4 separate regions of the Homo sapiens genome follow, and all the other regions are linked to region 1. Evidence: chromatin contacts called from ENCODE Hi-C or POLR2A ChIA-PET data. All regions are on one chromosome and are shown on one strand. Each heading gives the region's core, a stretch centred on a gene start or an enhancer-like site at or near the end of the contact. The rest is flanking DNA. Distances are from core to core; before and after follow the strand shown.

Region 1 (2,631 bases), core at 37-2,536:
TGCATGTGAAATTCTGCTTACTTTTTGACTAGGTATGCCACTAATGGGTATGTTTAATAAAGATATTTTATACTTCAGATGTACAGACCAGGTCCGGTTAATTTTAGCCAACAATGTATTGTTGAAAAAGACGCTGATATTTTACTGCGGCAAACCACCATTAACATAAATTTTAACCACAGTTTGAGTATTTTATTAGGAATAAGCCTTGAAACTTGAATAGGACTAGTATTCCTAACAATTTACCGTTTCATAATAAAGGCTGTCTCACTCTTAAGTGGAAAACGTATTATGTCCTACTTTTATAAACTTTGGTTGAACTAAATAAAACAGCAACATGTACCCAACGTTTTTAGACTGTTTTATTCAGTACCATAAACATTCACTAAACTATACAGAGCTAAAATCATGCAAAAGATTGCAAAACAAACTGCCTTGGGAAATTTCCAGTCTAAGCTAAATGGACCAAGTATAGGATTGAATTTTAAGAAGTTGGTGGGAAGATTCCAGCTCTTGTACTCACAGGTAAGGTCCTAGGATTCTATTTGTTGAAGTGTCTGCAGACCCTCTCCCTACAGCAGGGGCGTGGAGCAAATGTGCATTCAGGAAGTGCTTATTAGTCCCCCCAAAACCTTTTTCGTGACGACAGACGGATGGAGGCCTCAGACGACTCCGGCAGTAGGACCCTGAACCAAATGCCTGAGCTGCGCTCGAAAGGCTCGTCTCGCAGGAGCTGGCGAGTGGCACGGGCTTCGGTGGCCGGGCTCGGGGCTCGGGGCTCGGGGCCCGGGGCCGGGGGGGGCGGGGGGTCCGTGCCCAGGGCACTCTGTGGCTCGATTCATGTCCCCGCCCTCCCACCTGAGCACACTGGGCAGAGAGCCTGCGGCATCGGGCCAGTCGCGCCTCCTCGTCCGCCCTGGGCAGGTCGCTGGGCCCCAGGCCGCTTTCTACAGCTCCTTTAATAAAATGGACAGCAGGGGTCCTAACCAGACGTGGGCATCAAGACAAAGGAGGCGGCCAGACGCGCTTGAGGGCCTGCTCGCTAGCTCCCGCCCCCCCATTCCGCGGTCACCCGGGGACAGAGGCCAGGCCGGACTGGGTGGAGTTGGGACTCATACGTCTGCGTCCAGGAAGGCGCCGGGCGAGCCCCAGCTAGACGTGACGGGCGGGGCCGAACACGGCAGCGGACCAGAGGCCCGCGGCGCACCGGCGTGGGGCGGGGCAAGCGGAGCCTCCCGGGATGCCGCGCGGCAGCCGGCTTCCGGCTGTGGGTGGTGCGGGGGACAGCGGCGGCCGGAAGCTGGCTGAGCCGGCCTTTGGTAACGCCACCTGCACTTCTGGGGGCGTCGAGCCTGGCGGTAGAATCTTCCCAGTAGGCGGCGCGGGAGGGAAAAGAGGATTGAGGGGCTAGGCCGGGCGGATCCCGTCCTCCCCCGATGTGAGCAGTTTTCCGAAACCCCGTCAGGCGAAGGCTGCCCAGAGAGGTGGAGTCGGTAGCGGGGCCGGGAACATGAGGCAGTCTCTCCTATTCCTGACCAGCGTGGTTCCTTTCGTGCTGGCGCCGCGACCTCCGGATGACCCGGGCTTCGGCCCCCACCAGAGACTCGGTAAAGACCCAGGGGAGTTGGCTTAGGCCGGCGCCTGGAGCGCTCGTTTGAGGGAAGAGCAGGGGAGCTGGGTCTATCAGGTGTTTGGGGGCGGGGTATTGGCGATGGTGGCGCGTCCCTAAGTTTTCAGTGTAGAAGGGGGTGTGGCTCTCGGAGTTTGGGGAAAGAATAAAGGAGATGGGCCTGTCTCTGAGTGGGAAAGGGCTACTGGACGGGCTCCATGTAGTGACTGAGCGCCTGAGAGGGGTTTGCTCCCTAGCTTTGTGTTCGGGGAGGGTGTTGGGAAAGCGGTAAGGAGTAGGGTGGCTGGATCTTGTTTGGAGAGGGAGATGTGGTCAGGGTTCTTGCCTTAGTAGGGAACAAATCTAGTGTTGTGTGTTCCTACCAGAGCCAGAAAGGAAGGGCCCAAAGCTCCAGAATTCTTCCTGGTCCTCGAAGGAGGGAACTAGAATTTCTGCTGTAGGAGGTACTTATGCAGTAATCTCGTTGGGAGGCGGAGACTGGAGTTGGAGTCTTAAGAGTTGTGTTTTTGCGAACATCCTAAGCACGTTCTTGGTTATTTCAATTGTAGCTTATTGGAGGTGCTTGGGAGATGGGGGGAGGCGGAAACCTGGTAAGCCAACTCGTGATGCTGCCACTATGAATGCTTTCCTTGCACTTTTAAACAAAGAAATTATCAAGAGTGACGAGTTTGATGAATTTAGAGGCTAGAAAGTAGAGGGTTCCTATTTCATTAGATTTTCCAGAGAGATTGGATTTTAAGGATGGAGATGCATTAAGGGATCTGAACTTTGGTGGAAGTAAGTTTGCGTGAACTTTTAGTGTATTTTAAAATCCTTTTATCTTTCAAAAATTGACGTGTAAGATACTTTAATTAGTAATAAAGTGTGAAATAATGTTTTCCCAGTGTGTGAAATTGTAGGCTTGCATGGTTGTACTGGTTCCCAAATTTCACCATGATACCATGTGTAGTATTTTTTTTCTTTATATTTAGTGGACAGAAATTGTAATGGATTGGTATGGA
Region 2 (2,631 bases), core at 66-2,565, 850 kb before region 1:
AGGGAGACAGGAAAAGGGAAACGCCCAAGAGAATGCTCCCCTTCCGTCCGGAACCCTAACCCAGCAGGAAAAGGAAGCTCAAAGGCAGGACCAAAATGAGACCATAGACTTTCTGAAAGCAACCCCCGACCCATGTACGTCTGTCCCTGTGACAGTTCCGTGTTTCTACAGAGGTGAAGGGTGCCGGATGCCAGGCGGGGAGCAGAGCCACGCAGCACCCGTGCCAGGGCCAGGCTAGAGCGAGCCCGGTGGAAATCTGGGTGTGGAGTCCTGGCCACAGAGCCTGGGACTTCCTCTGCCCCCACCCAGGATCTCGCTTTGAAGGCGAAGTTGGGGTTTTCAGTGACAGACCCCAGAAACATCAGGCTGAAGTGAGAGTGGAGTCTCTGGACTGGTTCCTTCACCCACACCTCAGTGGTTCCCGAGTCCTGTTCCATGCTGGGTGTAGTCACACGTGGATGGACAAGACACAGACCCTTCCTGGGGCTCCTTGAAGTGACCCCCCACACACGCCCATGAAACAGCAGTGATGGGCATGAAGAGACTTACGTGGGCTCAGGAGCTCGGGCGCAGAGCACAGAGGTCAGCTGGGATGGGACAGAGCTGAGGGCTGAGCCAGGGCTTAAAGGTTCCAGGAGTTCTCCAGCTGGGACAAAGGGAACAGTGTGTGCCAGGGCATGGGGACAGCGAGCACTGGGTCCTGTGGCACTCAAGCCCTGCACGACGAGGAATCCCCACATGCCACAAAAGACTCTTCCAGTTTCAGTAATGCTGGAAGGAATGACTAAAGGAATTAGCGCGGAGCATGACTGTAGGAGAACGCATGTTGATGACAGCAAGGAGGGGTGAAGGGGAGAAACAGTAGAGGCTCAGTGTGCCCACCTCCCCACTACCCGGTAATGCTCCATAGAACACCAAGAATAATTCTATTACTATTCAATCACACAACAAAAACTCAAAAGCTGAAACAACCATGTGAATCACCCAACGTCCCATTTGCGGGGACTTGGCGCATACTGCAAGCTGACTGCTCTTTGGGAGAAAATGTAAGAGGGCACAGCAGGCTGGAGATACTGAGGCTTTAGACGCCCCTTCATCAGTCCCTCTAGATGTGGCCCCTCGTGCAGTCAGCCAGAGCTGGCAGGGCGCTGCTCCTGCCCGAGGCCCCCACCCTGGCTTGGCTGTGCTGATGACGCCTGGTGATTTGGCATGCCAGCTCCCAGGCATCTTGGAGCGCATTCTTCCTGGCTCTTTGTGCCAGCTGCAGAATGACTCAAGCACTGACCCATGCCTGGGGGGAAGATCTACGCGTCAGATGGCAGAATTCCGTCTGCAAATTCCACCCTGATGTTCCAGGCCAAGAGGTGAGCAACAGCCCTTCCCCAGGGAACCGTGTTTCACCCTAGCGGGAGCAAAACTGAGACTACGGGGCCAACTCTGCTGTCGAGTGCCTCAGCCTGCCCTGCCAGCACCCAGCACGCCCTGGAGGGGCCATGGAGGGACAGGCAGCTCTTCCAGGGTCTTGGAGCCATGCCCTGGAGTCAGGCAAGGCTGGGCTAGAGTTGCCAGTGTCAACGCTCCAGACCCAGCCTGTTTGCTCCTCTGTAAAATTGAACCAGAATGCCAGCTTCAGGGGCCTGCAGTCAGGATGAGGGTGTGTATATGAGGGGTGCTGCTGGGAGCAGCCCGCAGACCCAGGGGCCCTGCTGGGGGCTCTGCCCAGCCTGCCCCGTCTCCAGCCATATGGTCCTGGCTGTCTCAACTTCTCTGGGCCTTATTTTCCTTGACTGTAAAATGGGAATAAGGGTCCCTGCCTGCAGGTTCTACTGAGCAGTTGTGAGGATAAAGGGAAATGGAATCTGTAAAAGGAGTGCCAGCTGGAAAGCACCAGTCAGATGCCTGGGGTATTGGCACAGCTTTACAAGAAAGGCGGCCATCTTGGGAGCCGATTCCTGACACTGAGCACAGCCCGGCGGGAGGTGGGGGCTGCGGCCTGGGCTCGGTGGAATCTCTGCACTGCCTGGCGAGCCCTTCTCGCTCGGCACACCCAAGCAGCGGCATTAAAACCTGGTCCTGAGGCCCAGCTGGGCAGAGAGCCTGGGACCACGGTGGCCTAGACACATCCAGCTGGGGCAGGGTGAGTGAAATTCCAACTCCTGTTCTTCAAAGAGAAAATAAAGAAAAAGGACAGAAGAAGCCCAGTCATGCCACAGCAGGGCAGAGCCCACTCGGTCCAAGATGCAAGAACTGCCCGACCCTGGGGCAGCAAAGGAGCCCGGGATCTGGGGGCTGCTCAGCGCCTGCAGGGCATGGGAGTGAGGCTGGGGCTGCCTCAGGGCATGAGGTCCCTCCTCTCATCTCCGTCTCTGGGGAGTCTGTGGCTGCTGACTGCTTTGGGTCTGTTTAAAAGGAAACGCAGCATCCTGCTGACCAGCACAGGCCAGGCTTTCTGCAGGATTTTGCAGACAATGTAGGAGATGGTCCCAGACTTACCCAGAGCGCTGGGGCTGATACCTGAGCTCAGCGGGGCTGGGGAAACACTCACCCAGCAAAGACGGGGTGAGGGGCATTCCAGGAGGAATCCTCAGTGTGCTGGGAGGCAAAAGGGCATGGCTGGAGAAGGGCTGGCGG
Region 3 (2,631 bases), core at 53-2,552, 750 kb before region 1:
GCGGGAGCCTGGGGGCTGGGGCAGGGCCGGCGCCCAGCGCGGCGCTCTCGGGCACTCGCGGAGGCGGCGCCGCCCGGGAGGTGCTGCAGGAGGCAGCGCAGCTGGCAGCTAAACTTTCTCGAATCTCAGTGCTTCGCGGTTAAGTTAGGGCCAGGGAGAGGCACAAAACACGCCCGGGGAAAATGTAAGGCCCCACCCACGATAAAGGGGAAAAAAAAAGGATTTTAAACAGGAGACGCTAATCCAATTAACACAGTACCTACTGTGTGCGGGGCTTTGGACCAAGAGCTGTCTTCAGTGCGTTCTCATTTCACCTGTCACCACAGCCCCCAAGGGAGGAGCTGTCCTCATTTTAAAGAGAAGCAAACCGCGACCGGGGAAGGTGGCGCGTCTGGCCCAGGTCGCAGTGCGGGTCGCGGGGAGGCCAGGGCTCTCCTCGTCGCCCCATGGCCCTGGGAGGAACGAGCGGATCGCCTCCGCGTGGGCCCCCACCCTTGGCAGAAGCTCACAGGCGACCCACGTGGGCCGCACGGACCTGTTCCCTGAGGGCTGCCCAGCCTGCCCGCGAGGCCCGCCCTTGCCCGTCGGGTCCCAGCTGTCCTCGAGGCTCCTAAGCTACGCACTGCGCCGACCAGCAGGGACAGGGGGCTCTGGGCGTGGGGCTGGACCACCCACACCCACCCCGCCACCCCGCTCTGCGCACAGCTGCTCACACACGACACCCGCCAGGCACCGCTCCCCACCAGCAACTGCGCCCCGACACACAATTCCACAAACGCAGTCCAAAATGTGCACACCTAAGGCACACATGGATGCCCACGAGTACACGCCATTCGAAAGACACACCACCGTCCGCAGTCACCCACAACTCCACCGCGCAGAGAAACGCGGGCACTCCCGGACACACACACGCGCGCACAACACACACGCAAAGAGCCGGATCGCAGCGCTCGCCGGTGCACACGCCGGGTGCACACGCCCGGGGCACACTTCAGCAGCCAGCAGACCGCAGCCCGCCCCTTCCCTACCTGCTCCGGCGCAGGACGCGGTCCGCCGGCTTCCCGAGCCCAAGTTCGGCGCCGGCGGCGGCTGCAGCGGGCCCGGGCCGCTGCCCGGGACAAGCGCGCCGAGGCCGGGAGGAGTGACTAGCAGCGCGGGCCTCCGTGCGCCCGCAGCTGCTGCGCCGGCCCTGCGCTCATCGCCGCCCAGAAAGACAAAAGGAAGCCGGCAGCCAGGGAGGGAGCAAGGTGGAGGCGCCCGTCAGTCCGCCCGTCCGCTGCCCGCCGCCGCCGCGGCCCGCCTGCCAGCTCCGGGAAGGAAGGGACGCGAAGGCGGGACCTGGAGGCGGGACCCGGAGGCGGGGGCCGGGGCGGGGCGCGCGGCCAGAGGCGGGCGCTCAAGTTTCCTACGGCCCCGCCCCCTCCGGGCCCCGCCCCCTCCACGCCCCCTGCCGGACCCTCAGCGCCCGGCTCGGCCCTCGCAGCCCCTGCACCTCGCTGCTCCTCGGCCCTCGCGGCCCAAACCTGGCCCTGCCGGGTCCCAGCCCCCAGTGGCTTTCGGGACAGGGGCGGAGCCGGGCACCGGTTCTGTTCCCCTAACCCTTGGCCTCTGGCCTGCTGGTATAGAAGAGGCCGAGAGGCGGCGCCCGGGAGGGGCCAGCCCTGCGCCCGCGCCCCCCGCCCCCACGCCGCAGGAAGTGGCCCGGGCGGCCTAGGAAGGGGAAGAGCCGAGTTGCCCCAGCCCCGCACCCCCAGCCCCAGCCCCGCGTGCAGCTCGCACCCCTTCCCACGCCTGTTCGGGGGAGAGCCCCGGGCCTGGAGTGGGAAGCCTGGCTCCAGCTCTGGTTACCTGCAGTGACTCCCCAGGCCGTTTAGGCGAGTCCATTGGGCCGCCTCTGCCTCGGTTTCCCCACCTAACCACGGAAGGTGCTCCTCCCTTCCAGGCATCTGTGGTCTTCGAGCTCCACGCGGGAGAGGCGCCGGTCTGGCACCTCCTGCCCAGGGTCGGCGCCTCCTGGCTCTCGGGGAGGGGGGCATCCTCCATCCCCTGCACCTGCCTCGAGAGGAACCAGGGACAGAGCACCCCCACCCCCACCAGGAGCTCCGGAAAAACGGCTTCAGAAGAGCAAATATACACACACACCCACCTCCCGCCCCAAACATCCCCGAAGAAAGGTAACCACAGAAACAGCCAGAAATGTGGAGCTGGGCGATCGTATGAGGCTGAGACAAAACTGTCTTTCTAGCGTCTCTAGGGGAGAGCTTGAATCCCTCCTTCCACTCCTCCTCCACGGAAAACAGAGTGAACTCCTGCTACAGAGGCCGCCAGAGCAACATGCAAGACCAGCTTTGAGGGGAGCGGGCACAGGGCCTTGCAGGGAAGGTGGGCCGAGCCCAGACCCCTCATTCTTACTTGGCTCTGAAGGCGGAAAGGCAAAGCTAGACCTCGAGGAAGTTCCCCTCCCTGTGGGCCCTACAGTGAAGATTACATGAAGGCATGTGGGCGGTGGACCAGAGTGCACCGACTGATGAAGGCGGCCCGGTACCCGCGGGTGCCATGCCTCCTTCTTAGCCAAGGCCACTCTAGCTCCCCGTGAAGTATCCAGGTAGAAGGCTGGTGGGGTTACAGGTG
Region 4 (2,631 bases), core at 89-2,588, 520 kb before region 1:
TCAGTCTCCTGAGTAGCTGGGACTACAGGCGCCCGCCACCACGCCCGGCTAATTTTTTGTATTTTTAGTAGAGACGGTGTTTCACCGTGTTAGCCAGGATGGTCTCGGTCTCTTGACCTCGTGATCCACCTGCCTCGGCTTCCCAAAGTGCTGGGATTACGGGCGTGAGCCACCGCGCCCGGCCTCTTGTTCTCTCTTAATAATAAAAATAAATGGATGTGAATCTGAGTCCCATTTTTATTCCATTTTCTTAGGCATATGTTTTTTAATGTCTACTCCTGAAGTGATAAAATAGTAGAATTTCAAGTCTGTGGTTGGGAAAGTTTAGCCGAAATTCCATTTTCACAATTATTCTGGAATCCAATCAATCAGGATAAAAGTTAATGTCAAGTCAAGATAGGTGAGTTAAACCCAGGACTTTTGAATTGCCCTGTCTTGGAAAGGCTGGAATTTAAAGTTGCAGGAGGTGGGCAAGGGAAGGAAGTAATCACATTTAAGTAAAACACAGAACCAACCAACAGGAAGGCTCGCTGGGTTTGAATTCGGCAGCTTTGGAGTGTTTTCTAGTCTGGGTTGTGGTTAGTTCACTTAAAAAGAAAAGCGGTTAAGGGAAAAAAAAAAAAAATCCGAGACCAAAAGCTAGACTTATGACCACCACCTAGGTATTTCCTTTTGCTTCTTTCCTGTGGCGGGGGGAGGGCGAGGTGGGGGTTGCTTTGCCTTTCTCCTTCATTTTCAAAGTTTTTCTTTCCCAAAAGTAGTGACTATTTGGAGGTTTTGATGAGGCTCAACCTTCACACATCCAGTCTCCGCTGGGGCAACAGAGGGAAGGAGAAGGCCGGAGGGGGCTGTTGGTGCCCGGAGGATCGCCCCTTCCCTCCCGGGGCGTCTCAGGCCTGGCGGACACTGAAAGGTCGGGGCGCACTGACGGCCGGACCTCGCGAACGCAGCGCGCGCAGCCCTCAGGGTCTTTCCCCCGCCCACCCCGCGCATCGCTAGGGGGCTCAGGCTTTGGGAAGTCCCCCCAAGCTCCCGCGGCCTCCCACGGGCCCGGCGAGCGTCGTCTGGGGAGCGTTTCCATAAATGAACAAACTCAGCCGGGCCCCCCGCAGGGTTCAGCAATTCCAGAAGGCCGGGACAGGGCTGACCCGACGGCGGGGAGCGAGGGGACCCGTGGGCGGGAGTGGGGGGACTGTAGGGGGAGACCCGGGAGGGGAGGCCGCGCCCGCACCCGGTGCTCCTCGCCGGGGTCTCGGGCCCGCCCCTCCCTAGGGCCGGTGTGCGCCCCCTCGGGACGCCTATGCAGCCCTGCCTCGCCCGCCCCTCCCCAGGCTCCGGCTCGCACCCCCGTCCTCCGGCCGCGACCCCCGCCCGGGAACCCTAGCCCCTGGCCGCGGTCGCTTCCCGGACCTCGCCCCGCGCCTCCCCCTGCAGCCCGCCCCGGCCGCACCCCCTAGCGTCCCCGCCCCCGGCCGCGCCCCCTCATGGGGGCCCCCTCGGCGGTCCGGGAGGCGGCGGGCGCGCCATGGGCAGCGGCAGCAGCCGGAGCAGCCGGACTCTGAGGCGGCGGCGCAGCCCCGAGAGCCTCCCCGCGGGGCCCGGAGCGGCAGCCCTGGAGGGCGGGACCCGCCGGCGGGTGCCGGTGGCGGCGGCCGAGGTCCCGGGGGCAGCCGCGGAGGAGGCGCCCGGCCGCGACCCCAGCCCCGTGGCGCCCCCCGACGGCAGGGACGAGACGCTGCGCCTGCTGGACGAGCTGCTGGCCGAGTCGGCGGCCTGGGGCCCCCCGGAGCCCGCCCCGCGCCGCCCAGCCCGGCTCCGACCCACCGCGGTCGCGGGGAGCGCGGTGAGTGTGGGAGCCGCAGGGCCTCGGGGGACGGCGGGGACCCCACTCACCGGCCGCGCGTCCCCGCCCCAGCCCTGGGCGCCGGTCGCGCTGCGCCCCCTTCCAGCCTCCGACTTGCGTGCTCCCCGCTGCCCCGGCCTCCCCGCCCCTGGGCCCCCAGGTTTCCTCCCTCTCTGCCCCGTCTCCGGGTCTGTGTCCAGGCGTGGGGGCGATCGCGCTGGGAGCGGCCGAGGAAGGACACCCCTAGGCGGAGCGCGCCGGGCTCCCGGCTCCCCTCGGGCCCGCGGCCCCGCCTGGCCTTCCCGGGCCGCCCTGGAGCGGGGCGCCGGCGGTGGTGGCACGGCAGCCAGACGGTGGCTCAGAAGCGCCCTGCCGCGCCCACCGGTCCAGATCCTTGCCTTGCTGGGCAGGCAATTCTCATGTTACTGATATTTTTAGGATGCTGCGGAATCTCTTTTGCGCTTCCTATTCTCTCTCCCTGAATACTCGTAATAACAGTCCTGCTGTTCTAAAAAAACAATAAAACAAGCACTCTGGTTTGGCAACCGTCTTCGCTCCAGCAGAGCTGAATGAACAAGATCTTTAACATCCGCTCCCGGGCTCGGGGAGGATGCCAAGGGCCTCGTCCTCCTCCCTGAGGCCCGGGAGGCTTTGCTTAGCAGCCGCTGGGAGCCGAGGAAGATGCCTTCCTGGGTGGCTACCGCACCAAGGAATCCTGAAAAGGCCCCAGGGAGGGTGGGGGAGAGGGACAGCCCCAGGCGACAGTGCACAGAGCTCTCTCCCTCTGG

Evidence for each region. A loop is a pair of places that touch in the nucleus more often than their neighbours do. ChIA-PET counts read pairs that join two places held with the same protein, here RNA polymerase II (POLR2A). Pooled maps may share reads with other maps.
Region 2: a map of ascending aorta shows a loop between it and region 1 (6-fold over the local background). The contact joins the enhancer-like site here to the promoter of ADAM17 in region 1. A Hi-C loop is called at or near these places in 1 of 168 maps with a recorded cell type or tissue (ascending aorta), 1 of 37 single-sample maps with no recorded cell type and 7 of 50 pooled maps. POLR2A ChIA-PET finds 5 or more read pairs at or near these places in 1 of 52 experiments (activated T-cell).
Region 3: a map of CD8-positive, alpha-beta T cell shows a loop between it and region 1 (4-fold over the local background). The contact joins the promoter of HPCAL1 here to the promoter of ADAM17 in region 1. A Hi-C loop is called at or near these places in 1 of 168 maps with a recorded cell type or tissue (CD8-positive, alpha-beta T cell), 3 of 37 single-sample maps with no recorded cell type and 10 of 50 pooled maps.
Region 4: a loop to region 1 is called in a map with no recorded cell type, with 8 times the contacts of the local background. The contact joins the promoter of CYS1 here to the promoter of ADAM17 in region 1. A Hi-C loop is called at or near these places in 9 of 37 single-sample maps with no recorded cell type and 6 of 50 pooled maps. POLR2A ChIA-PET finds 5 or more read pairs at or near these places in 2 of 52 experiments (GM12878 and T-cell).

The regions. Positions count from the first base shown.
Region 1 is chr2:9,554,485-9,557,115 of GRCh38, reverse strand. ADAM17 (ADAM metallopeptidase domain 17) reads left to right here and starts at 1,286. Exons shown (of 19, transcript NM_003183.6): 1 at 1,286-1,607. The coding sequence starts at 1,511. RefSeq lists silencers at 362-656, 628-847, 1,078-1,367, 1,982-2,276.
Region 2 is chr2:10,404,280-10,406,910 of GRCh38, reverse strand. The region is part of intron 2 of HPCAL1 (hippocalcin like 1); the gene reads right to left. Among named protein-coding and RNA genes, the nearest start is that of SNORA80B, 41 kb to the left of the region's middle. Within about 2 kb of position 1,315, at least 22 of the 41 ENCODE cell types and tissues checked have a DNase peak (open chromatin) inside an H3K27ac peak, as active enhancers do; they include ascending aorta, where a contact is called at or near this core.
Region 3 is chr2:10,301,575-10,304,205 of GRCh38, reverse strand. HPCAL1 (hippocalcin like 1) reads right to left here and starts at 1,302. Exons shown (of 5, transcript NM_002149.4): 1 at 1,029-1,302. LOC101929691 (a long non-coding RNA gene) reads left to right here and starts at 1,489. Exons shown (of 4, transcript XR_922791.3): 1 at 1,489-2,628. RefSeq lists silencers at 408-587, 906-1,103, 988-1,767 and an enhancer at 668-727.
Region 4 is chr2:10,079,118-10,081,748 of GRCh38, reverse strand. CYS1 (cystin 1) reads left to right here and starts at 1,338. Exons shown (of 3, transcript NM_001037160.3): 1 at 1,338-1,843. The coding sequence starts at 1,526. RefSeq lists silencers at 1,024-1,263, 1,434-1,493, 1,554-1,793, 1,864-2,203.